Linked DNA regions of Mus musculus: region 2 is linked to region 1. The links are chromatin loops, found by intact Hi-C in ENCODE. Cell type or tissue: left cerebral cortex. All regions are shown on one strand. Each heading gives the region's core, and the rest is flanking DNA. Links, peaks and the distances in the headings are about the cores only. Region 1 has its middle 20 kb from the start of Laptm5. Region 2 holds the start of Mecr (mitochondrial trans-2-enoyl-CoA reductase).

Region 1 (12,308 bases), core at 5,972-8,471:
GTTCTGGAACTCACTCTGTAGACCAGGCTGGCCTTGAACTCAGAAATCTGCCTGCCTCTGCCTCCCAAGTGCTGGGATTAAAGGCGTGCGCCATGACCGTCCGGCACAGCTGGTCTTTATTGTCCTTCTCCTGGGTTGTCTGAGAAGGGAGGGGACTTGATGGTCATTTCCTATACAAGGACTCACACCTGTGGCAACTATTATGACAGAACACCAAGCTGTCCTCTCCAGCGGCCACCTGAATGGCCTCTGACCGGGCAAGGTTGCAAGTCAGTGGTAAAGAGGGCAGCAGACAGAGGGGCAGTGCCCGGGGGATGAGGAAGAGAGAGTGTTGCGGGGTTAAGAGGGAGAAGTGCTCCAAGGATGGGGAGAAAGAGTACCCCGGGGAGTAAGGAAGTGACAGTGGACAAGGGGACAGGAGAGAGACTTAATGTTCCAAGGGATAAGGAAGAGCACTCTGGGAGATAGGAGCGAGAGTACTCCAGGATAGGAGCGAGAGTGCTCCAGGGGATGTGGAAGGGAAAGTGCTCCAGGGAGTGAGGAGGGAGGGTGCTCTAGGGAATCAGGGAGGAAATGTGATCCAGGAGATGAGGGAGAGTGCTCCAGGAGAGTCAGGTGAGTGCTCCAGATGAGGGAGAGTGCTCCAGGAAACAGGGAGGAGAGTTGCTCCTGAGCTCAAAAGAAAGAAGAAAGGAAGCCAGTTCCTGAATGAATGAGTAGAGGCTGCTAAGAAGGTTCAAGGACTAACCTGGGTAATAAGAAACCGGAATGTGGCACGGACCCCAGGGCTTTGAACACGCAGAACAGAAATGAGCCTTCTGGTAACAGAGCCCACCCAAATTAAGGAAGTAGGAACCAGACTGCCATCCTCTGTGCAAATAGAGTCACACACACACAGACACATGCATGCACACACAGACACACAGACACACATGCACACACAGACACAGACACACATGCACACACAAACACAAACACACAGACACACACACATACAGACATACAGACACAATCCATACACATAGATGGAAGAGTCTGGAAAGAGCTGAGGTCTCACCTGCAGAGGGAGGGGGCCTGGAGAATCTCATCAGGTTGGAAGGAGCCAGAGAAGAAATTCCAGTCCAGACTCTAGATGAGCCTCATGGCTGCTAATGGGTTACAGCTACTTCCAAAGTGTCCCTTCCCCACATGGGGCACATCCTTCGGTATCCCAAATCCTGTGGCAGGAAGCACTTAGTGTCCCCAGTTCCTGTGAGGAGACTGAGGCACAGAGGTTAAGACACTTTGTTCCCCAGCAGCTAAGAGGCAAGTGCAGGCGCTGAGCCCCAGCTACCTGTCATGGAAGCTGCCCACAAGGGCTTCCTTTTCTTTTCTGTGCCCCTGAGGTGTCCAGGGAGGAAAGTCTGTGGACTCATGAGGGCCCATGACTTATGACCTGGCCTTTAGCTGGTCACCTTTCCTACCAGACAACAGAGCAGCCCCTCACTCTTCCTCAGTATCTGGGCACCAGGAAAGAGCCCCCCTCTCATGGCCTCACACAGCTAAGGTTCATGGGAAACAGAACCCATGCTGTGGGGCCCAGGTAAAGGCCAACAGAGCCACCTCAGAAACACAAGGCCACTTCATCCTCTCTCCAGCCAGCTCCATCCTCCCTAGACCCAGGTATCCAGGGGACTTGGGGTTTCAAGCATCTGATTAACATAAATTAACAGCTACAGCAGGAGACAGGAATTCACTCTCTTGTTTTTGAAAGCCTTGTAGAAACTGCTAAGGGGAAGCCTTGTTCCAAGCCTGAGTGTGCCTGGTGTTTGTGTACCCAGACCCTGCCCATCTCAGGCTCTGAGAGATGAACCCTGGAGCCCAGCTCCAAAGATAACATCAGCCAAGAGCACAGTGTGGATAGGGGGGTTCATCCCCACACCCCTCACAGGGGCCCCCCTCATTCCCAACCTCCCACAGGGACCCTTCTCCATCTCCACACCCCTCAAAGGTCCTCCTCAATTCCCACACCCCTCACAGGACCCTCTCCACCCCCATGCTCCTCACAGGGACTCCCTCACACTGAGAGCTTCTATCTGGGCCCGAGTAGGGGTACACCCACAGGCTCTACCAGTGTCCCCAGCTAGAAGAGCATTGGTCCCCAGCACCCTTCTCCCTGGTAAGCACCACAGGTTCCTCAGGAACAAAGCTGCCTGTTCTGGTTTTCCAACGCTAGGCCTACTAGTGTAAGACCCAGGCTGGTACTGACTGTGTGGGCTAGGGGACCAGCTTTAGATTTGTCTGCCACAGCCTGTCCCCTCTCGATTCTGCTGATTGCCACTCCCTTCAGGTGAATTTAAAGTCTGGGCTAGTGAGCCATGGCGGTGCACATCTGTAACTCCAGATTCAGAGGGTGGAAGCAGGAGGGTCAGAGGGTGGAAGCAGGAGGGTCAGAGGGTGGAAGCAGGAGGGTCAGAGGGTGGAAGCAGGAGGGTCAGAGGGTGGAAGCAGGAGGGTCAGAGGGTGGAAGCAGGAGGGTCAGAGGGTGGAAGCAGGAGAGTCAGAAGTTCAAGGTCATCTTCAGCTATAGGTGAGTTTGAGGCCAGCCAGGGCTACACATAACCACAAAACCCTGGCGTCTCACAAACACACACACACACACACACACAAAGGTCCAATCCCAGCCCCACCACTCACCAGCTGTGCCTCAGACCCAAACCCCGAGAAACAGGGCCATGGTTGAAACAGCCCTGTGACAGAGTATGTTGGCCTTCCAAGCCCAGCACAGATGCCCATCCTAGATCAAGTTCTCCCCCTGCTGGCCATATACAGAACCTCACCCAGGCACCTGATAAATCCTAGGGAAAGGCAAGGTGGTCATGGTGATGGTGGTGGTTATGGTTATGGTGATGGTGACAGTGGTGCTGGTGGTGCTGGTGGTTCTGGTGATGATGGTGGTGATGGTGGTGATGATGGTGATGGTGGTGATGATGATGATAGTAATGATGGTGATGATGGTAGTGGTGATGATGGTGATGATAGTGGTGATGATGGTGATGATGTTGGTGATGATGATGGTGATAGTAATGATGGTGATGATGGTAGTGGTGGTGATGGTGATGATAGTGGTGATGATGGTGGTGGTGGTGCTGATGATGGTGGTGGTGCTGATGGTGATGTTAGCAGGGAAGAATAGGTGTTAATTCTAAAACAGTAACAAAGATCAATATGCTCTTGAGAAAACACACACCCTCGTTAATCACTGAGAAATGTGAACAAAACCAGAATACGACGCTACTTCCCATCCATTAGGATGGCTACTGTGTTGTGATCTTTTTTAAAGAAGCAGAAAAGGGAGAAGAAGCAAAAGGAGACAGGAGCAGTCGGTGACGTGCATGTTGCTGGCAGGAACATGAGCTGGCCCAGCTGCTGGTGAGCCTCAGAAACACTAACACAGAACAACCCAGCAGAGCCCTTTCCCAGGACACACCCAGGGGAAGCAGAAACAAGAGCTCAACTGGTTTTGTTCAAGCCTGGGGTTTACAGAAGCATTATTCACAATAGTTCCAGGAATGGGAGTCACCCAGTCTCCATTGAGCGACAGACAAACTAACAGGATGGGTACAGACATGCTCATGGAGTGGTTATTTAGTCATAAAATCAAGAAAGCAAGAACGGAGAGGTGGCTCGGTCGGTAAGGTGCTTGGATCCCTGGCATCCACATAGAAAAGCCCAAAATAGAGGCTCCTATAATCCTGGCTCTGAAGAGTGGGACCAAGAAGATCCCAGGGGCTCCTTGGCCAGCTCTCCTAACCAATCAGTGAGCTCTGGCCAGCTCTCCTAGCCAATCAGTGAGCTCCGGGTGCAGCGAGCATCTCTATCTCAGAATCTAAGACAAGGACAGAGGCTCTGAGCCGTCTTCCCCTGGCAGCTGTGCTCTACCCTCATCAAAGATACTCTTGGGAGCAAGTAGAGACCGGAACAGAAAACCAAGTGGCCAAATGATAGAGAACAACACAATGTCTGTACCTACGACTCAGAGGACATCTCAGAAGATGGCGGAAAGACTGGAAGAGTCAGAGGGCCGGGAAGTCTGCTGTGAGATTGTGTCTCCTAGAAATAGCAGGGCAGTTACACCCAAGGTATCTCACCAACATGGCTGCCTAAGCAAGACGGGAACAAAGACAACACCAGCAAGCACGCTGACATGGAAGGGAAATCTCACAGGGCCCCTCCCCCAGACGAAGAATGATGAACAGTTGCTGAGATGGGGAAATCACTCCTCCCCAAGGACGAGCCCACAATAGCCATACAATCCCAGGTGCTCATCCCTGAAATCATGTATGTATATAACAATAATCATCAAAGGGGGAAAAGCCATGAATCTGAGAGAGTGGGGCGGGGCCATAGGAGAGGTTGAAGCAAGGGAATGTAGGAGGAGTTGGAGGGAGGAAAGAGAAGAGAGAAATGATGTAATGATATTTTAGCTAGGGCTGGAGAGATGGCTCAGTGGTTAAGAGCACTGACTCCTCTTCCAGAGGTCCTAAATTCAATTCCCAGCAACTATGTGGTGGCTCACAGTAATGGGATCCGATGCCCTCCCTCATCTGGTGTGTCTGAAGACAGCGACAGTGTACTCACATAAAATATATAAATAAGCACTTGCGAGGCAGAGGCAGGTGGATTTCTGAGTTCGAGGCCAGCCTGGTCTACAGAGTGAGTTCCAGGACAGCCAGGGCTACACAGAGAAACCCTGTCTCGAAAAAAAAAAACATAAATAAATAAATAAATATTAATAATAATATTTAACTAAACATTTTAAATGTTTATTAAGAAAAAGTTAAAATGCACGAGCACTGCAAAGTCATAAAACATAAGAAGATGGAGAACTACAGACAAAGGTGTCAAACATCTCCTCTCCTCTCGCTTCTGCATGCACACACACACACACACACACACACACACACACACACGTAAACATATAGGAGGTTCTGGCATCCTCTTACAACACAGATAAGCCTTGAGGTTTAAGCAAACTAAATGCACTACGTGACTCCAGTCATGAAGTCCCCAGAGTGGACACTCACAGAGACAGAGCAGAAGCAATGGCTGCCAGGAAGTGGGTAGGCGTGTGAGGTGTTCTGGGGATGCAGACTGGTGACAGTCTCCCAACGAGGAGAGCGTGCTGGATGCTGCTCAACTATGCGTGAACGACAGATAAATGGATATTCTCAGGTTATACATCTTGTTACTAACATTTTTTAACTAAAAATCAGTAAAACAGTTCTGGGGACCTGGGGGGCTTGGGACTGGAAGCCTGGGGACCTAGAGACCTGGGGACCTGGGGACCTGGGGACCTGGTAGGCTGGGGACCTGGGGACCTGGAGACCTGGGGGCCTGAGGACCTGGGACCCTGGTAATCTAGAGCCTGTTATTTAGGACCTGGGGGTCTAGGGCCCTGACTCAGTTGAACGAGTGCCACCTAGTGTCACATTTTTTTGTCAGCCTGACACAGACCTACACACCAGGGGAAAGGGAACCGTCAACTGAGAAATTGCCTGCAGGCAAGTCTGGGAGGCATTTTCCTGATTGTTGATAGATGTAGGAGAACCTAGCCCACTGTGGGCGGCACCACACCTAGGCGGTGCGTAAGGAAAGTGGCAGAGTGATGCATGAAGAGCAAGCCAGTGAGCTGCACTCCTCCATGGTCTGTGCTTCAGTTCCTGCCTCCAGGGTCCTCCCTTGAGCTCCTGCCTTGGCTTCCCTGACTGATGGACGGTGACTTGTAAACCAAATAAACCCTTTCTTGCCCATGCTGCTTTGGGTAGAGGCTTCACCACAGGAACAGAGAGCCATTAGGACACACAGCACACCAAGCTCAGTGTCCAATCCCCAACACAATGTAGTGGTATCCACAGGGCATGGTGTCCACAGCACACAGGAGAAGAAAGCAAGAGGTTAACCTACGCTACATATTGAGTTTAAGGGCAGCCTGGACTACATGAGACCCTGACTCAAAGGGGGTGGGGGAAGTATTGAACTCAGGCTAGTAACAGTCTTCTAAGAAAACAAAGGATCTTTCGAGTAGAACTGTTATATACTTTCCCTTGGAACCAGAGACCCTAGGAGTCCTTCATTTGTTTGTTTGGTTGGTTGGTTTTGTTTTCCCAGACAGGGTTTTTCAGAAAGCAACCCTGGCTGTCTTGGAGTCCTGGACTAGCTTTGTAAACCAGGCTGGCCTCAAACTCACAGAGATCTGCCTGCCTCTGCCTCCTGAGGGCTGAGATTAAATGCATGAGCCACCACACCTGGCTTTGGACGTCTGTAGAAGGGCAGTGTCTCTAGACACTTTCCCTGTTGCTATGATAAAAAATACTCTGACAAATGTAAACTGAGGGACAAAGGTGTTATTTAGCTCGAAGTTCCAGCTTACAACCCATGGAGGCAAGACACCACATTGCATCCTCAGTCAAGAAGCATCGCACCACAGAGACAGAACGGATGCCAGAGCTTAGCTTGCTGTCTCCATCTTGTACAGTTCAGGGTCCCCTGCCCTTCCAGTGGTCCCATCATAATTAAGATGTGTCTTACCTCATTAATTAACATAATCAAGATAGCTCTCCACACGGAGAGACCCAGAAGTCCATCTCTCAGACAATTCCAGATTCTGTCAAGTTGACAATATCAGAACAGATTGAAGCTGAGCAGATCACACCCATCAGTGTGGGCTCTCACGCAGGGATGACCATGCTGAGTTCCGAGGAACAAAGGTTTCCACCAAACAAGAAAGGAAGTCCCAACCAGGGCCTTGGCTTGGAAGGCGCAGGAGCGATAGCAGGCTTTCAGGAGCTTACTTCTACCTACCTTCCCCCAAGCAAGGAAAGAAAACAGGATTTGTCCAGGCGAGAGGATTTGGCCACCGGGGCCAGGCAATACCAAGGAACGGCCACCAGAGGGCAGCAGGTCTCTGCTTTTAAACTGTGGTAGAGAAGATTAAAAAGGTGTGCCCGAGAGTACTCTTCCTGGCAATGTGGGTTGTCAAACTAGGCAAGCGCTTAGAACCGGAGCCCTTGTTCCAGAAGTGGGGCCCCGGGAATAGATGGCTCCCAGACACAGCTGAAACGAGACACAGCATGCATGCCTACATCTGTCCTTTCCTCTACCCTGCAGGGAGCTCAGCCCAGATGGAAGCCCATGTGAAGGAAGGCAAAGAGAGACTGAGAAGGTGACAACGGCACCCACATGTACCCAATGCCGCTGTGGTATGGGGAAACTGAGGCATGCGTTGGCGATAAAGCACCCAAGGTCGTCTGCATCCCTCCTGAGCATGTCAAGCTTCAATGTGGGTGCCCCGAAGCCTCTGCCCCCTCCGGGGCATATTTAGAAACCGTGACATAGCTGTGGTCATGGCTCACAGACCTGCTGAAGGCCATTGATTAAGGACAGGGTCCTTATCAGGCAAAGTCAGCCCATAGTGGGTCCATGGAGAATGGACACTCTAGAGCGTCCTTGCGGCCCTTCCTGGAGGCAGCTGAGATATGGCTTAGGCCCTTTTTGGATTAGGAGCCGTGTGACTTTGGGTGTTTGGAGGTGCACAATAATAAGTCACAAGGTTCCTCCATTTCTACATCTAAAACATGGCCACAGAACACAGACCCACCTTGAAGGAGGCTGAAAAGGTACCGAAGACCCCGGCTTTCCCATCCAGGACTAAGAACACACACAGGGCTTACTCAACTGGTCTTAGGGAAGGAGACACCCTGACCTGGCTCTCTCCTCCCGCCTGGAAAGGAAAACGGGATGGAGACTCTGAACAGAGGTGAAGCTAAGAGTCACTGACTGCCAGCCCTTTAATGGAGAGCAAAGCCTTGGGGATTCCAGCAGCTGGCTGACTGGGCACACGGGAGCTGACCCACACACACCCCAACATTTCACGTCTCCCCTCCTCGCACCTGCACAGATGGACATTCCACCATTGTGGACCCCTTCCTTTATATGTGGATTGAAGAAACTCTCCAGGTAATGGGCCATCTCTCTGAGAAGCTCCTAAAGCCATCATAAATGGCTAAGTGTCTTGGAGGGTGACATCACCTGAGCTGTGGTCAGCTCTGGTCCCTGGGAGCGGGTAGGGGAAGAATGATGAGCATGTGTGCACACACACATATACACACTCACACATACATATATACACACACACATGAATGCATACACATACACACACATACACATATACACACACACATATATACACACACACATGAATGCATACACATACACACATATACACACATACACACATGCACACACATACATATATACAAACACACATATATACACATACACATGAATGCATACACATACACACATACACACATATACACACATACACACACATGCACACACATACACGCACAAGTGCACACACATATACACATACACACACATACATACCCCACCCCACAACACACACACACACACACACACACACACGAGACTAGCAGAAGGGCTCAGAAAGAGAAGCCTCCTCCAAAAGGGGTCCCAAGGCTTGCTGGGGGCAGGGTAGGGGATGAGCTGACAAGGCTCATGGAGAACCCAGCAGGAGTTGGGGGAAGAAGCCTTCTGTAATAGTAGCAACATCCATGAAGCAATAATGTCCCAGGAGCCCAGGCTCCATCTGTCTCTCAGATGGTCCATGAGTCCATGGACAGATAACCCCAGTGGTTGCTTCCTGGCCTCCAAGAGGCCTTTTGTCTGATGAGCACCAGAGATCACTTCCTGTCCCACTTGGGCCAGATCAAATTGTAGAGACTGTCCCAAACAAAGAGCCTCACAGGCCAGAGAAGCCTGGTGGTTGGGGATATGCCCACTGACACAGCCTCCTGCTGGGGTAGCCCTGGGGGCCCACACAGCCTGGCAGAGATCAGAGACAGCAGGGACAGAGGCCATGACCCTACTAGAGGCCAGAGGAGCCAAGATAAGGGGCAACAGGAAGGGGTGTAGGAGGGGGTGTACACAGATCAAAGGCCTCCAAAGGCCACTCTGCAGAAGCCAGAAGGCATTTGAAAATAAAGAGTACTCACAGTTCCCCAGCAGCTTCCGGTCAGCTGTTGACAGGCTCAGCTCCAGTTTGCTCTAGGCACGCACACGTGCACACACACGCACGAACGAATGCATGCATGCATGACCCCACCCATGCCACTCCACAACCCATGGCTGCCACTTCCCTTGCTCCCTGAACCTTTGCTCTAGAGACGTCCCTAAAGCCTGACCCCTGACTCTGGTGCCCAGAGGGCTTCTGTCTCCGTTTGGAGGCTTCAGGCCCTGTCTCTGATGCTCTCGTCAGAGTCATCCTGTCCAGCTGTTCCAGGGTGCATAGCCAAGCCCTGACCTGGGATGAGTGGCTTCCTGGCAGCAGGTGGCACTGGGAACAACTGTCCTGATGACTGCGCAGTTACCCTGGGTCTTGCTCCAGCTTCCTGGCCCTCTTTGGCAACCTGCTGTGCCTCCGTCCTCTCCCCCCCCCCCCCAACCCCTGGCCTTTGACTCTCTGCCAGGGAAGGTTTCTGTCTCAGGCTTTACCTGCCCTCTTGCCACCCCACAGGCAAAGCCCCTGTCACCTGTCACCTGCAGCTTCCCAAGAAGATCTCTCTGCCATTCTTGCTGCCCCACCCTGGATTTCTAACCTATCTTATCACGCCTCTCTTGACCCCTCCAGTCTCTCTCCTTAACCCTTGTCCCCTGGAATCCAATCCCCTGGACCTATCTCCTTCCGTGTAAAAGCCAGTGAGCAGCCCATGAGGCTGTATAAGTGTCCTCCCCCTCCTCCTCTGCCTCCCCACTCTCCCCGGCACTCTGTCCAACTCCCCAGAACATTCTTTTTTTTTTTTTTAAAGATTTATTTATTTATTATATGTAAGTACACTGTAGCTGTCTTCAGATGAGGGCATCAGATCTTGTTACAGATGGTTGTGAGCCACCATGTGGTTGCTGGGATTTGAACTCCGGACCTTTGGAAGAGCAGTCGGGTGCTCTTACCCACTGAGCCATCTCACCAGCCCTCCCCAGAACATTCTAAACTCATGCCCACCACAGGGCCTTTGCATCTGCAGTCCTGCCTTTCTCAATGGTATGTATGATTTCCTCTCACATATCGGGTATTGGCTTAAAAGTCCCTCTTTCTCATAACCTCTCTGTAAACCATTAGAGAGAGAGAGAGAGAGAGAGAGAGAGAGAGAGAGAGAGAGAGAGGGAGGAAGGAAGGAAGGAAGGAAAAGGAAGGAAGGAAGGAAGGAAGGAAGGAAGGAAGGAAGGAAGGAAGGAAGGAAGGAAAAGGAAGGAAGGAAGGAAGGAAAAGGAAGGAAGGAAGGAAGGAAGGAAGGAAGGAAGGAAGGAAGGAAGGAAGGAAGGAAGGAAGGAAGAAAATGTTCCACATACATAGCACACCCTCCCTTCTTCCAGCTTAATTTTTCTCCACAACCTTCAGCACTGGCTGGCCCTGATACTGGTACCTCCTACCTCTCTGACCAATACTAGCTCATTGAGCAGGCCCCAAAAACAGAGCCAACAAAACAAAACAAAACAAAACAACAATAACAACAAAACAGTGAAGAATGGATCTGGGCAGAGTCCTGACTCAGAGCAGTGAGGCCTGGCAGGTGGGATGGGATGGGAAGGGAGAGGGGTCAGAGCTCACCTGCAAGTGAGGCCCCGGGGACACTCCCTGAGTTTAGGGCCGGGAAGTTCAGCACAGGGTTGGCAGTGTAGCGCGCCCATTCCTTCCTTCCCTTCGTTGTTGTTTTATAAGACAGAGTCTCGGGTATCTTTAGGAACCTGCTATGTTGCCAAGAACGACCTTGAATCCCCCTGCCTCCACCTCCCAAGTGCTGGGTTTCTAGGCACGCACAACCAACCGCCCTGGCTCTGGCAGTGCCAGGGACCCACTCTGGATTTCATGCACGCTGCCTTTGTGAGCCGCCTACCAACGGAGCTACCCTCCAGCTCCTCATTCAAACTTAATCCTGGAGGGACCAGGAGCCACTGAGAGACAAAGAGCAAGATGAAGGTGTGTTCCTCCTGACTGTAGTGTCCCTCTGCCCCTGCCCTAATACCGGAGTGGCCGTGGGTACGCCCGGTGTGCCCTGGAGCTCCGGGAAAGGCTGCTGAGCCACCGCCTGTCTCTGTGTGACCCTCTCCAAGTTTGGGTTCTACAGCCCTCCCAGGAAGGAAGAGCCCAGAGGGAACACTGAGGCCTCCACAGAGAAACAACTTACCTAGTCAAGACACACTATGTATCATTTGTAATTCTTGTTGATAGCTAGCAATTTGCATGGACTGACGAGAGTTTGGTAAGTTTTGGTTTTTGCTTTTTTGTTTTGTTTTGTTTTTTAAGGGGAGAATTTGGTGGGGTTTGTTTTGTTTTTTGCTTTTTTGGTTTGGTTTTTGTTTTGCTTTGCTTTGCTTTTTAAGGGGAGAGTTTGGGTTTCAGTCACCAGGATGTTAAAGGGTCAGCCTCAGGTACCTCTAGATCCAGCTGCAAACACCGGCTCAGCCTGGAGCAGTTGGCCCTCTGGGGAAGTCTCAAAGACTAACCCTGTGCCTACTGGGATGGGGCTGGAGAAAGGGACAGATGTGACCCCAAAGGAAAGTCAGAGTATTCACCCCAAAATAAGGGAACAGCAGCCACACCAGCACACAGCCCCCAAATCCTGGAGGAAGATTGTGTAAATAAGCATCCCCTAGAGGGTAGCGGGGCAGCCGGGGGCAGGCGGAGCGAGGAGGTGACCAGGCAACCATAATGGGCCCCTTGACAGGAGCTAATCAATCTCCTGGCTCCGTACCTCACACTCCCCCATCAGCGATTTGCTGAGGGAAACATCTGTCACTTTTCCAAGATGAATAACACACCAACACCATTATTAATGTGTTTTTAAGTGGTGTTTAGAATCCACTTCATTTTAAATAAAGCGACATGGCTCTCTCCTGACTGCTTAGTGCCCCAGAGGCCTGGTACAACATGGCTGCTGTGTCAGCAGTGTGACTCCCGGGTACTGTTCCCACATGTATGCACAGAGCCAAGGTCACAGGTGCCTGCCAAATGGTGGGAGAATGTGATGGAGCGAGCAAACCCAGCACCAGAGATCGAGGAGGGAATCTTAGTTAGGGTTTTACTGCTGTGAACAGACACCTCGGCCAAGGCAGCTCTTATAAGGACAACATTTAATTGGGGCTGGCTTACAGGTTCAGAGGTCCAGTCCATTATCATCAAGGCAGGAACATGGCAGCATCTAGGCAGGCATGGTGCAGGAGGAGCTGAGAGTTCTACATCTTCA
Region 2 (12,308 bases), core at 3,337-5,836, 950 kb before region 1:
AAAGACCAGCCCCAGCCTGCCCTCATGGAATGCCATCAATACCACAGACACTGTGCCTGCAGACAGTTCTAACAGCGTCGTCAAGGATACCGCTGCTGAGACAAGAAGGAATACAGGAATACAGGGAAGGGTCTGAATTCCAGGAGCTGGCCCTCCCTTTGGTGCCACGATAGCAATCCTCACTCCACTTGTTTTTTTGTTTGTTTGTTTTTTTTAATTCACCGAAGGGAACGATGGCTGTGTTGCAGAACTCAACTGAGGCCCCCAAACACAACCTGGCTGTGTTGCAAGTCACCTCTCAGCACTGTTCGGGTCTTTCCCCTGTGAGTCTGATGACGGCGCCAGGCAATGTCGAGGGCTGCCACTGTCTCAGCTGACAGATCCCAGGCTGGATAAGGTCACAATGGCTCCTTTGAGGCTCAGGCTGTACACCTGTGATGCCATATCAAGTACAAGAGAAACAAAAGCAGGCAGAAGAAAGAGCCTTTTGAGAGGGGAAAGAAAGATCCCAGTCCCCGGGGGACTGCTCAGTTCTATCTGCTGGGTAAGGTAGACACTGGCCAGCTCTGCTGAGCGCTCTTTCCTGCCTCCCATGTTTAATCAGCAGCCATTTGTTCTTTCATCTTTCACTCCATCATTGCAAATAATTTTAGTCAGACCCGACTGAGAGAGCACATAACCGAACAGACCTCCCCATCTGCTCAGCACATGAGGCAGGAATGTGTGCCCTCATATAGCACTGGGCAAAGGTGACTGACAGCTCCTGTGGTGTTGCTCAGGTCTGTATGTAGTCCTCATGATTAGCAGGTTGCCTTCTGTGATTTAATGAAGTGCTTAGGATGCTGAGACTTTACTAATTAACAAGCAGAACACAAGTTGCAAATGGGAGGAAGATGGTTCCTCAGTTCCTGACCACAGCAGGGTGTGTAAGTGGCCTAAGCTGGTGGAGAGCTAACCGAGTCTTGGACTCTTAGGGACCAGAGCTCTTTGTCACTCACCAGCCTTGCTGGGCCTCTTCTGGCTTTCCTGGTGATCCTGCCCATCTTCTTGGGACTCATATTTTGGTCCGTCGAACAAGGACATACAGGAATACAGGGATGGGTCTGAATTCCTGCGGCCCCTTGGCCCCCCTTCTTTTTTGAGGGTCTTAGTATGTTGTCCAGCCTAATCTTTAACTCCTGGGCTCAAACAAGTCTCCTGCTTCAGCATCCCAAGAAACTGGAGAGAACTTAGTTCAATGCTTGCTACTTGGTAGGTATACAATAAATGAGAGTTATTTCCATACTATCACTAAAGAGAGCAGCATTCTGAGGGAACACATTGTAGGATGGGGGAGGGGCAGGAGGGTCTAGGGAGGAGGAAAGAAAAGGACATCTGGATTTCCAGACCTCTGTGGTACAGAATCTAGAAGTCTGCACAGAGAACAGTGGCTCTGGCCACCTCTGAAATGTCCAGAATCCTGTAAGACTCTGCAGCCTGATTTCATACTTTCCCCCCACCTCCCAGAGCACTGGCCCACAGTACACAACACACCTGTCTGGGAACTACTGTTTGGATTTTGGATAGTTTCATGATCTTCTGGTCACCAGGCCCAGTGATGCCCAGACATTAAGATGGGAAAGGAACATTTGATTCTTTGGTGGCTGTGGGCACTGTAAACCTTACACAGGACTACAAAGGGAATCTCGATCGGTCACTGGCCTCAGCCCACATGCAAAGTTGTCTGAATCTGAGTCAGAAGGGAAGGTCAGGCCAGACCAGGGACAATCCCTACTGCCTGGCCATCTATCTGTAGGCATTGCTCCTCAACAATGGCTAGGCATCAGTCACCGGGAGGCCTGAAAAGCGTAAATAAATGGCCACCCTAGGCCGAGATAGACCCACTGAGCACTTTAGAGGCAGAGCCCAGAAGTAGTTTCCAAATGTAGCACAGGTGACAGACTGAGCTGTGAATCCAGGCTGAAGAGAATGCTCTGAACTTGGGGAAATAACTAGAAGTCTACATAGAAGACAAAAGCTGCTGGCTTTTTTCCTGGAGGCATCTGTAGACAGACTGGGCTGTTCCCAGCTTCCCTGGCACTCTAACAGGAAACCAATCAGGAGGCCACTGCACACAGCTGTTTAACCACCCAAGCCTTCCTTATCACCTTGGGAGAATGCAATAAAAGGTGACCTTCTTAACGAAATGAGCTTTGGGTTCGGCTAACATGACAGGAGCAGGTGCTTTGCAGCAGGCTGGCGAGGGACACAAATGATGAGCCTTTGGGAGCACCACCTCACTGCTCTCAGTTTGAGTTCATTTCTGAAAATGGAGGCCTGCTCATAAGGACTTTATCACCTCACTGCAGCAAAATCTCCAGGGAAGTGTCTATCCTGACATGATTGATTCCCTATGAGCAAAATACAACTTATGGCTGATGGGTCAGCTCAGCAGTCGGAGGTACTGATGCCCAGACCTGATACCTGAGCTCCATCACCTGTTCGCTAAAGACGGCAGGAGAGAACTGACTCCTGAGAGCTAGCGCGCTCTCTCTCTCTCTCTCTCTCTCTCTCTCTCTCTCCCTCCCTCCCTCCCTCCCTCCCTCTCTTAAAATCAAATATGAGATGTTTGATCTTAGACAAATTAGTCAACCTCTGAACCTCTATGTCTATAATATCCTCTTATAAAATTCTGTTGGATCTTAATTCATAATTTCCGCATGTGAGCTACCAACTAATTACACATATCTTACCAGTCAAAAGAGCTGTTAAGGTTGTCTGGAGTAGGGCTAAGGTGAAAGCACCAATCTGGGAATTAGGGAATCTAGAGTCAGCTCTTTGCCCTAACTTGGCTTAGCTGAGGGTTTGGCAAGGTCACTTCGTTCTCTGGGCCACATCACAAATATACCATACAGGGATAAGAATGAACAAATGTCACTCCACCAAAAAGCCCCGGAAGTTTCCCCTGTGGTGCCTTTATAACTCCTTGATTCACAGCAGACAGAATTACTGTAATGGTTCATGTACCGGCTAGGTGCTTTGACAGTCAGAGAGGAGCTTCGGATAAACTCAGGGGCATGGGCCCTCTGGCCACACCCACTCTAGAACAATGTAAAAGAATATCAACAATAATTCAAATTCCTTGAGAACCTGGGGGGGGGGGGAAGAGAGGCCACAAATTCCAGATCAGCCTGGGCAACACAGGAACACCTTGTCTGAGGGGAGAGAAAGGAAGGGGAGCAGGAACAGTGGGGAACACACCTGCAATCTCAGCACTTGGAAGTTAAGAGCCCAGCCTCTGTTTAAAAAGGGGGATGGGGTGGGTAGGTTTGGAGTTGCAAGCCTTTAATCCCAGCATTTAGGAGGCAGAGGCAGGCCATCCAGGGCTACAAAGACCCAATCTCAAACAAACAAACATACATACATATAACCAAAGGAGCTCCCTCCCCCATTAGAAGCAGGCAACTTCAGCCCCAGTGCTGGGGGCTGGGGGTGGCAGAGGTAGAAGGATCACTAGAAACTCCAGGTCAGCCAAGGCTACTCAACATGTTCTAGGCTAGCTGGGACCATACAGGGAGACCTTAAGAAGGGAAGAAATAATAATAATAAGATGCATGTTGGTAAGCCCAACTTGTCCACTTTTTGTTTGTTTTTGAGGCAGGGTCTCAATATGTAGTTCAGGCTAGCATTACATTCACAATCTTCCTCCCTTAGCAAGTGCTGGGACTACAGGCACACACCATGCGCATCCCCTAAACTGTATTTGAAGATTTTTTTTTAAATTTTTATGTATTTTTACTGTGAGTGTGTATTTTGAGACAAAGGCTCATTATGCAACCCATGTTGGTCTCAAACTCATAACCCTTTTACCTCAGCATCCTGGGATTATGAAACAACTCCTTTTTGCTTGTTTGTTTTGAGACAGGGTCTCTCTCTATAGTCCTGGCTATCCTGGAACTGACTATGTAGACTAGACTGGCCTTGAACTCACAGAGATCTGCGGGCCTCTGCCTCACTAGTGCTGGGATTAACGGCACATGCCATCAAGCTGGGTTTAAACAACTCGTCATAATTAGGCCAAGATGCACACATGGCTTGGTGGAAGGGAACTCGCATGAGAAACAGGTGAATTCCGGCACCTATTCCAATCACTAATTAGCCGTATCATTTTAGACAAGCCCCTCGGCCTCTGTGAAAGGCAAACAATAATCTCCTATTTAAAAACAGGTGTAGAATCTAGGTAGGCTGTCAGACCGTATGTTCAAATTTCTATTCTCACTGGCTGGGTGACTTGGGGCAAATGTTAATTTTAACTTTCTTATGCCTCGCTTTTCTCATCTGAAAAAAAAATGCAATAAATACCCCCAGACTGTTGCTGTGACAAATAGTCGGAAGCATCCACTGAGACAAAGGAGTGACTGCCACAATCTTCAAACCAATATGGGTCAGTAAACTCTGGCACCGGTGCCTCGCGGGTCCTTGGCCGCCGGAAAGCACCGGTGTCGGGTCAGCAAGCACGCCCTGGGGTCTCGGCATCTGTAGGACAGCAGAACCCTCTTCCTCGGACCCTGTCCTCTCCTGGCAGTCCGCCGCCCGCCTCAAAACCCTCCAGGAACCCCAGCTCCCTCCCCGGTGGCGGCGCCGACTCTTACTGGACGACCTTGGCTGGATCCCCATGGTTGCCATAGACCAGCGCCCGCACCCGTGACGGCTCAGAGAGAGCGGAGTAGGAGGATGTGGTCCGGCCGTGGCGGTACCAAGCCTCGAGGAGACCCGCAAGCTGAGGTGCCCGGGCTCGCGCCCCTGTCACTCGCTGGCTGACCAACATGCTGCTTCCAGCACTGGCAGAATCCGGCGCTCTGGACTACGTCATTCGTCCGCGACAGCAAGCCTGAGCCCCGCCCCGCTCGTGACCGCGCCCCCTTCTTTAAAAGAGGCCGCTCGCTCTCTGCCCAGGTATTGGTGTAGGGTTTCTCCCGGACTGGTGTGAGGATTGAGGGTGGGCTACGTAAGGTATTCAGAGACCTGGAGAAGTTGCACAGCTAGCCAAAGCAGCCTACCCATGAAGAGAGTTCAGAACTGGCTTAAAGCTGTGACTGCTGCTTGTCGCGTGGTGTTTCCGGGAAGTCATTTACATTCTGGCCTCAGTATCCCCTTTGCACTCTTTATTGAGATACCACTGTGCCAGACTTTTTAAAGTATCATTTCATCTTCAGTTCCCCCAGAACAACACAAAGACTTTATCAGCCCAGCATCACCACCATCATCAGTTTTTCGAGACAGGTTTCTTTGTGTGTTCCAGGCTGTCCCTCTGTAGACCAGGCTGGCCTCAAATTCAGAGATCCGCTTGCTTCTGCTTCCCAAGTGCTGTGATTAGAGGCATGCTCTACCAAGACTTGGGGACTTCTTTACCCAGAGTTAACATACCAGGAATACCAGGCTCAAATCCTAGCAGCTCTTTCCTAGCTTGGGCAAGTGAGCGCAACTTGGAGCCTATTTCTCATTGATGCCATGAAAATGATATACCTCATTTCAGACGGTTGTGAGGAATGGATAAAACATTAGAAGAAGCCGGGTGGTGGTGGCGCACGCCTTTAATCCCAGCACTTGGGAGGCAGAGGCAGGCGGATTTCTGAGTTCGAGGCCAGCCTGGTCTACAAAGTGAGTTCCAGGACAGTCAGGGCTACACAGAGAAAATCTGTCTTGGGAAGAAAAATAAAAACAAAACATTAGAACAATGTTAAGGAAAAATAAAAACAAAACATTAGAACAATGTTAAGGTTGACAGGATAATACATTGTAAAACCATCAAGCTGTTCAGCTATGAGAGGGGTCCCATGAAGGAAGATGTCGTTTAAAATGCTCACAGCATACAAAGAGATTGGGTGGGAAATGAAAATTCTTTGTAAAAGGTATTAACCTGGAAAGACGCAGGTTCTTAGTTTTGGTGGAAAAGAAACATCAGCATAAATAACCCGTCCGTGGAACATTTGTGTACATGCAAGTGTGCACTGTTGCAGGCTGAAGAAAGGGAGCAAGGAAGTGCTGCAGGAGGCAGTCCTTCCATTCCCAAACTGCGTGCATGGAAATCAGATGAGGTTCCATTTTAGGACTCCTGATTTAGAAACATGGAGAGAGGTACACGATCCAAAGGTATACATTCTTAGACGTTCCCCAGAGTCCGGTGATGTGGTAGCCCAGGAAATAAGTATCAGAGAGCGTTTGAAAGACAAAGATGATTGACCCAAAGCTTGCCGTGGGAAACAAATTTTTCTCTGAGGAGGAGAGCCCACCAAAGCATAGAGATTAAGGTTTTGGGAACTGGACTCAGGCAAATCTAGATTTGCATCCTGGTTCTGCCATTTCCTGGATGTTTGGTTTTGAATTCGTCACTTGGCTTCTCTGTGCCTCTGTTTCCCTCATGGTTAAAATGAAGGGAACTGAGCTAGGGAGGTAGCTCAGTGGTAGAGCACACTCAGTGGTAGCACGTGTGAGGTCCTGGGTTTGATCTCTAACAAGGCAAAGACAAAAAAAGCTCAACAATAATCAAGAGACTAATAGTCCCAAGGTTGTCTTGAAGACCGAGGGAGCGAGTACCACTTGAACCACTTAGCACACTGTTTGACATATGGAACGTTCTAAAACGATTCCAGGAATATGGTGTGAGGATGAAATGAGAGCTATCACTTTGTAAAACACTGGGGTTTGACTCAATAACTGCATTTATTAGAGAAATCTGATACCTACCAGTAGGGGAAAAGTCTGTTCTCACAATAGGTGTGCACTCACGTGAACACCTATTTCCACAGTGACAGGGAGGCATACTTGTGCCAGAAAGTTCACAAGGTCCCTCTGCTGCATCCTCTAGGTGACACTGGGATGTTCCTCTTTATCCCCTCACCCCCACCGCCCACTGGCTCCTCCTCCTCCCCAGGCAGCCAACTAGGAAAGTCTGGAGAATCAGGCTGGAAAGTTTTCCTCCTTAAGGCTGGATTTCATCTCCCTCCACACCCTTTCACCTTTCCCTTTGGTCTAGGCCATCTGGCAGTCACACAGTTTGAGAACAACCGGTGAAGGGGTTTAAGCCTATTGGCCTTAGCTTTGCATTCAAGACCATATGCACTTTGATGCCTACCCTCTTTCTGGCTTTATCTTTTGCACTGTACATAGCCAGCGACCCAACTACACCCAACTCCGCCCTCACCAGCTCTTCCTTGTCTTACGCTTTTATTCAGGTTTCGATCGACTGAAATGAATTTTCCTGTCTAACCTTCCAGGGGAATTCCAGGTTCACATATTGTTCTATTGAGCAAACCCCAATGCCTTTGTAATTTCTCTGGGCTAATGTTATGGCCTTTAGGATACTATCTTGTAGTTATTTATATGTCCACTTCCCCCTCCAGGCAAAATTTCATCTCCGGGATGCCAGCACTCAATATGGGGCCTAACACAGGATAGGCATCATAAATATTCCATGAGTTGCAGGTAATTGAATTTCTTCCTGACCTGGCACTGACTGTGGTACCCTATCCTTCTCCCTAGATTTGGGGCAGCCACTCCAAGCCAGGGCTTTTCTCTATCTTGCAAGGATTGTTGAAGTTTGTGGCCCTTTTTAAAGCAAAGGGGAACAATGTTCTCTTCCTCTGTTTACCTGTTGCTAACACTGGCACACCACATTCACCGTAGTCTCTGAGGCTGTCCTCTGACCAAGGAGCAAGAGAACGTGGAACCGATCAGATTTGAGTTCAAATCCTGACACCTTTATGGACTGACTGAGTGACCTTGCGCAAATACATCATGCTCTCTGATTCTCAGTGTCCATACCTCAAAACTTGAGATTAATAAAAAGAGCAAACAACAACAACAAAAACCAAACAAAAACCAAAACCCCAAAACTTCAGTTCTCCCCCCCTCCAACGCACAGCCGGCTCCGGGTTGCCAGATCTCTCTCTGTTTCAGCATGTCTTTCTGTCTTGCCCATCACTTTTCCTTCCTCTACCTCTGTCTCATGGTGACTCTCAGTTTAATGCTCGGGTCCTCGAGAGCTGTGTCTTTGCTTCCTTGAGCAGCAGTTTGAGGACCCAAGGAGACCAGGGATGCTCAGTTCTTCCTTTTCTAGCCTCAGGGTAGCTTCTCAGTGTGAGCCAACTGAGGGAAGAGACAAGAAATAGGGAGGCCTTACAGACGCCAAGACCTGTACTTAAATGAGTTCCTTCAACATCTCTGCCCATTAGTTGTTGGGGGGAATGAAAGTAATAAACCAAAACTCAAGACTCTCCAGCGGCTGATCATTTTCTTAGTGTTTATTGACTCAAAATGTCTTCCGTATTCGGCTTTCTGTGTGGTCTGCAGGCCCTGGCAACTTTTCCAGTTGCACCTGCCGTTCCTCTTCACCCTTCCATTCGGGCTCCCTCTTAGACCAAGGCTCGCGCTTCGGGCTGGCTGCAGCGTTCCTTCCCATTGGTCTGGCTGGCTGCAGCGTTCCTTCCCATTGGTCTGGCTGGCTGCAGCATTCCTTCCCATTGGTGTGCTTGAGGCTGGCTCCTCACACGTCAGGTCTAAGATCACGTGGCATGGGGTCACATCCTTGGCAAAGGCGTCTGTCTTGGACTGTCTTTTCTGAAGCGTGACCCGACCCCCCCCCCCCATCTTTTAGTGTTCCTTGTTGCAAGAGCTTCATTTCCTTGAGGGCGCATGCCTCAGACTGAAGTTCCATATGTATTTATTTATCTGCGGCATGAAGTCTTCGTGAGAGCAAGGGCCCTCTCTGTAAGTACTCATCTATCAGTTACCCGCTCATTCATTACTCATCGAGTATGCGGGATACCAGGCCCCGGGGGAAAAAGCTTCCCTAGGGGGACACACATTCTAAACATGGGGGATATATACCAAGTCCATCACATAGCAGGCAGTCTGTTTAGAAGTGCAGCGATCCACTTTCCCTACTGTAGGTTCCAACCCCCCCCCCCACCCTCTCCTGCATCTTCCTCCTGAATGTAAGCTTCATGAGGGTGGGGATTTTAAAAAATATTTAAATTATATTTAAAATATAATTTTATATTTTATAAATATACACGGCCAGAAGTGCTGGTCTGATGCGCAGTTACAGGTGGTTGGACAAGGGTGCTGGGGATCCATCCTGAGCCCTTTGCAAGAGCCGCGTGCACGCACCTAACCACTGAGCCGTCTCTCTAGCTCCCGGAGATCAAGCCTTTGTTTTTTAATCTCCTCGGTAGTCTACAGTCATCACTGAACCAACAAGCCCATATCTATTCAGTATTTGAGAAGCAAATGGGTTTCCAGATGTGAGTCGGTTTTTGTTCGTTTGTTTACACATTTCGAACCAGACAACCTTGATTCAGATCTTGGTGTCGCCTCATACTGACACATAATCTTGAAAAAGTCACGCTCTATGATCTCAACTTTCTCAACTGTGTAATGGCATTAGAATGGTGTGTGTCCCCTAGGGCAATAGTGAAGATGAACAGAGTCCCAGAGAGAGGCACACATGGCACCTGGTCTTAAGTAGCCACTGACAACTATGCTGGTGGTTGTGCAAAAACTTGGACGGGGCAGAGTTCCAAATCTACTTACTCCGAGTAGCCGGAGGCTACTGTAGAGGCACGAGCGTCAGTAAGAGAGAAGTGAATTTCATATTACTGAAAGTAAACGGCAACATTCCAAAGGCCCAACAACGTTTCAGGTAGATGAAGAGTGCTCTGTCATTGGAGGGAGCTGGGAGTTTATGTTCAGAGTAGTCAAGGTAGGAAAAACTTAAGCAACTGAGGGAACAGAGGAGCCAAGGGTTCCTGGGTTACAGTCTCAGCCGTGGGCAACGGATGCGTTGAGAGTGCCGACCTGAACACCGGCACCGGCCGATGGATCTTGTCGACGGGGTGCGAGAGTGGGGGATGGGCACGCCAAGGCCGGCGGGCCCAGGGAACCGGGCCGCAGCGCGCGACACCACCAGCAGGGGACGCCTCGAGACCGCGGAACTCGCGCCCGGGGGCCTGACGTCAGCGCCCCGCTCGTTCGGGCTCCCGCTCTGGACTCGGCGCCAGTCCCGCTCCGCGCGGCACTGCTCCACTACGGCTCCCGCTCGCCTTGGGCTCCCGGTCGGGCTCCGGAGGCGTCGCCTCCCCAGCTGCGGGTCTCCAGGACCTAGGCGGCGGCCATGGCCCGGGCTCAGGCTCTGGTCCTGGCGCTCACCTTCCAGTTCTGCGCGCCTGAGACCGAGACTCCCGCAGGTAAGCGCGCGCGGTCCCTCCAAGCTTATCCCGCGAGTGCCCGGGGGGCCGGGGATGGCTTGTCGCTGGTGTCGGAGTGCTCCAAGCTTCTGTGGCCGCTGTGTCTGTAGTTTGTGTGCAAACTGAGGTTGAGTGTGTACCGCGGATGCGAGTGTGCTGGTGTGAGTGTCGCCTGCGTGGAGCACCGGGTGTGCGCTGGCTCATGTTTGTCCACGCTGCCAAGTGGGTTGTGTATCTGAGTTTCAGTGGCTTGGCTAGAGTTGCGTCTGATCCTGTGTTGCATTTGTTGGCTTTTTTTTTTGTATTCCCTAGGCGGGAGTACTGTTTGTTGCTGGTGCGTTTGAAAACCCGCGTGTTTGTTTATGCCTGTGCTGTGAGGACTCGGTGGATTGTGCCCAAGTGTGGGCCCGAGTGTGTGTGGTGTGTGTGTGTGTGTGTGTGTGTGCAGTCGTGGGAACCGGGTCGGAACCTGTGTGAGCTCTGTGCCCACGAGTGACCCTGTGGGAGTATTTGGGGTGTACGATGCTGTGTGGGTCCGTGTGAATGTCAGGGATGCGGGGAATACGTATGGGGGAGCGTGTCTGGAGTGGATGTGAGTGTGTCGGTGAGCGATGGTTTCGTGGCTAGGGACGCTGCGAGCTTGGGGTGCTCCTAGGCCGTGGTCGAGTGTGGCCGGGACCCGAGGGTGTGTGTGCATGTGTGTGTGCATATGTGAGTGTATGTGTGATCGCGCGCGCGCGTGTGCGTGGCGCACCCGGCCGGAACAAGTTGTCGCGGCGGCGTCCCCCGGAGGCTGGGGCGGCCCTGCGGCTGGCGAGGGAAGGAACGGGGAGAGACGTGGCTGTAGCCGCCGACTCCGACATTTCGGGCGGTTTGTTGTTTCGCAAGTTCCGAGCGGCGCTGGCTGGCGGCTGATCCGAGGAGGCGCCAGGGCCGCGGGGCGCCCGGGATGGGGAGGGCCGTGGGGCGCACCCGGTTGCGGGCGGGGCTGCGGCGTCGGGGCCCCCGCAGGGCCTGGCTGGAGGCCTCGGGACAGCGTCCCCATCGTAGCTCGTCAGAGGCGTTGGGGACGCCGCGGTCCCCGGGGACGCTGCCTGCGTCTGCTTTGCAACTTTGTGCGGCCTCCCGGCCAGTCGGGCACGCGCGTGCGGACGTGTGTGTGTTGTGTGTGTGTGCGTGTGTGCGTGTGTGCGTGTGTGTGTGTGTGTGAATGTGTGCATGGGCCTCCCCCTCGGCCTGCGGTGAGATCCCGTGCTTGAGTGTGCTTTGGAGCCTGGTGTCCTATGGAGGGTGTGTGCGTGTGCGTGCGTGCGTGTGTGTGTGTGTGTGTGTGTGCATTCCCATGTCTGAGTGTGTGTCCAGTGACTGTCTGTGCGACCGCGAGCGCATCGCATCGTGTGCTCTGTGAATGGAGTGTCAGTGTGCTTCTGTGTGTGCGCGCGCGTGGTCCACCGTCCTTTCCTGAGGCCTGGACCTCAGGCCTCGGCCCCTCTGGCGGGCGTGTGCCGGTCCTCTTCCAGGGTTTCCTCCTCCCCTGGCTCCCGCCACCGGCGTGAGGTAGCTGGGAGTCGCCCCGGGTGGAAGCAGAGCCGAGACACGCGCTGCCGCCTTGGGCCCAGGGAGAGACTCCAGGTCGCCTGCCTGCCCCAGACAACTGGCCTCCGGGGATCTCGTTCACCGCCCCGCCCCCGCTGGGGCGTCTCGGGAGCTGTCCTGGTCTTGCCCTGCAGCTTTGGGGTTGTACTGCTCAGCTTCAGTTTTGACCTCCTGGTATCAGAGAGGGTGATCCAGGCAACCTGCCTCTTAGACCTTTCTCAGGGCCGCGGGGCGCCCGGGATCTTTAAGATAGAACCCTTTTCATTCCCTCACTCGATCACCTTGATTTGAGAATACACACGATCATCAATTGCCCTGGTAGTAGACTGTCAGGATCAAGGTTTGAGAGTGAGAACTGCTGCAGGTTGTTCTCATTCTTGAGCCTCAGTTTCTCCGTGTGCTTCATGGTCTTAATAATGACCGCGTGTGATACTTGGTAGAATGTTAAGTCCCCTACTGAGAAGCTGAGGAGAAGATGGGTTGGGG

The links. Peaks named below come from ENCODE experiments on the same cell type or tissue, not always from the same donor. Only the 100,000 strongest peaks of a DNase experiment are listed, where the experiment ranks them.
Region 2: a loop joins it to region 1, with 3 times the contacts of the local background. A loop is called at or near these places in 2 of 42 quality-filtered maps.

The regions. Positions count from the first base shown.
Region 1 is chr4:130,887,054-130,899,361 of GRCm38, reverse strand. No RefSeq gene overlaps it. Among named protein-coding and RNA genes, the nearest start is that of Laptm5, 20 kb to the left of the region's middle. In left cerebral cortex, for the core only: a CTCF peak has its summit at 6,915 (motif pointing right); a DNase peak (open chromatin) is centred at 6,934.
Region 2 is chr4:131,836,002-131,848,309 of GRCm38, reverse strand. It overlaps Mecr (mitochondrial trans-2-enoyl-CoA reductase), which reads right to left and starts at 4,839. Exons shown (of 10, transcript NM_025297.2): 1 at 4,632-4,839. The coding sequence starts at 4,807. It overlaps Ptpru (protein tyrosine phosphatase, receptor type, U), which reads left to right and starts at 10,032. Exons shown (of 31, transcript NM_001083119.2): 1 at 10,032-10,226. The coding sequence starts at 10,154. In left cerebral cortex, for the core only: no CTCF peak of the experiment used is centred there; a DNase peak (open chromatin) is centred at 4,853; H3K4me3 peaks cover 1,318 bases; H3K27ac peaks cover 673 bases.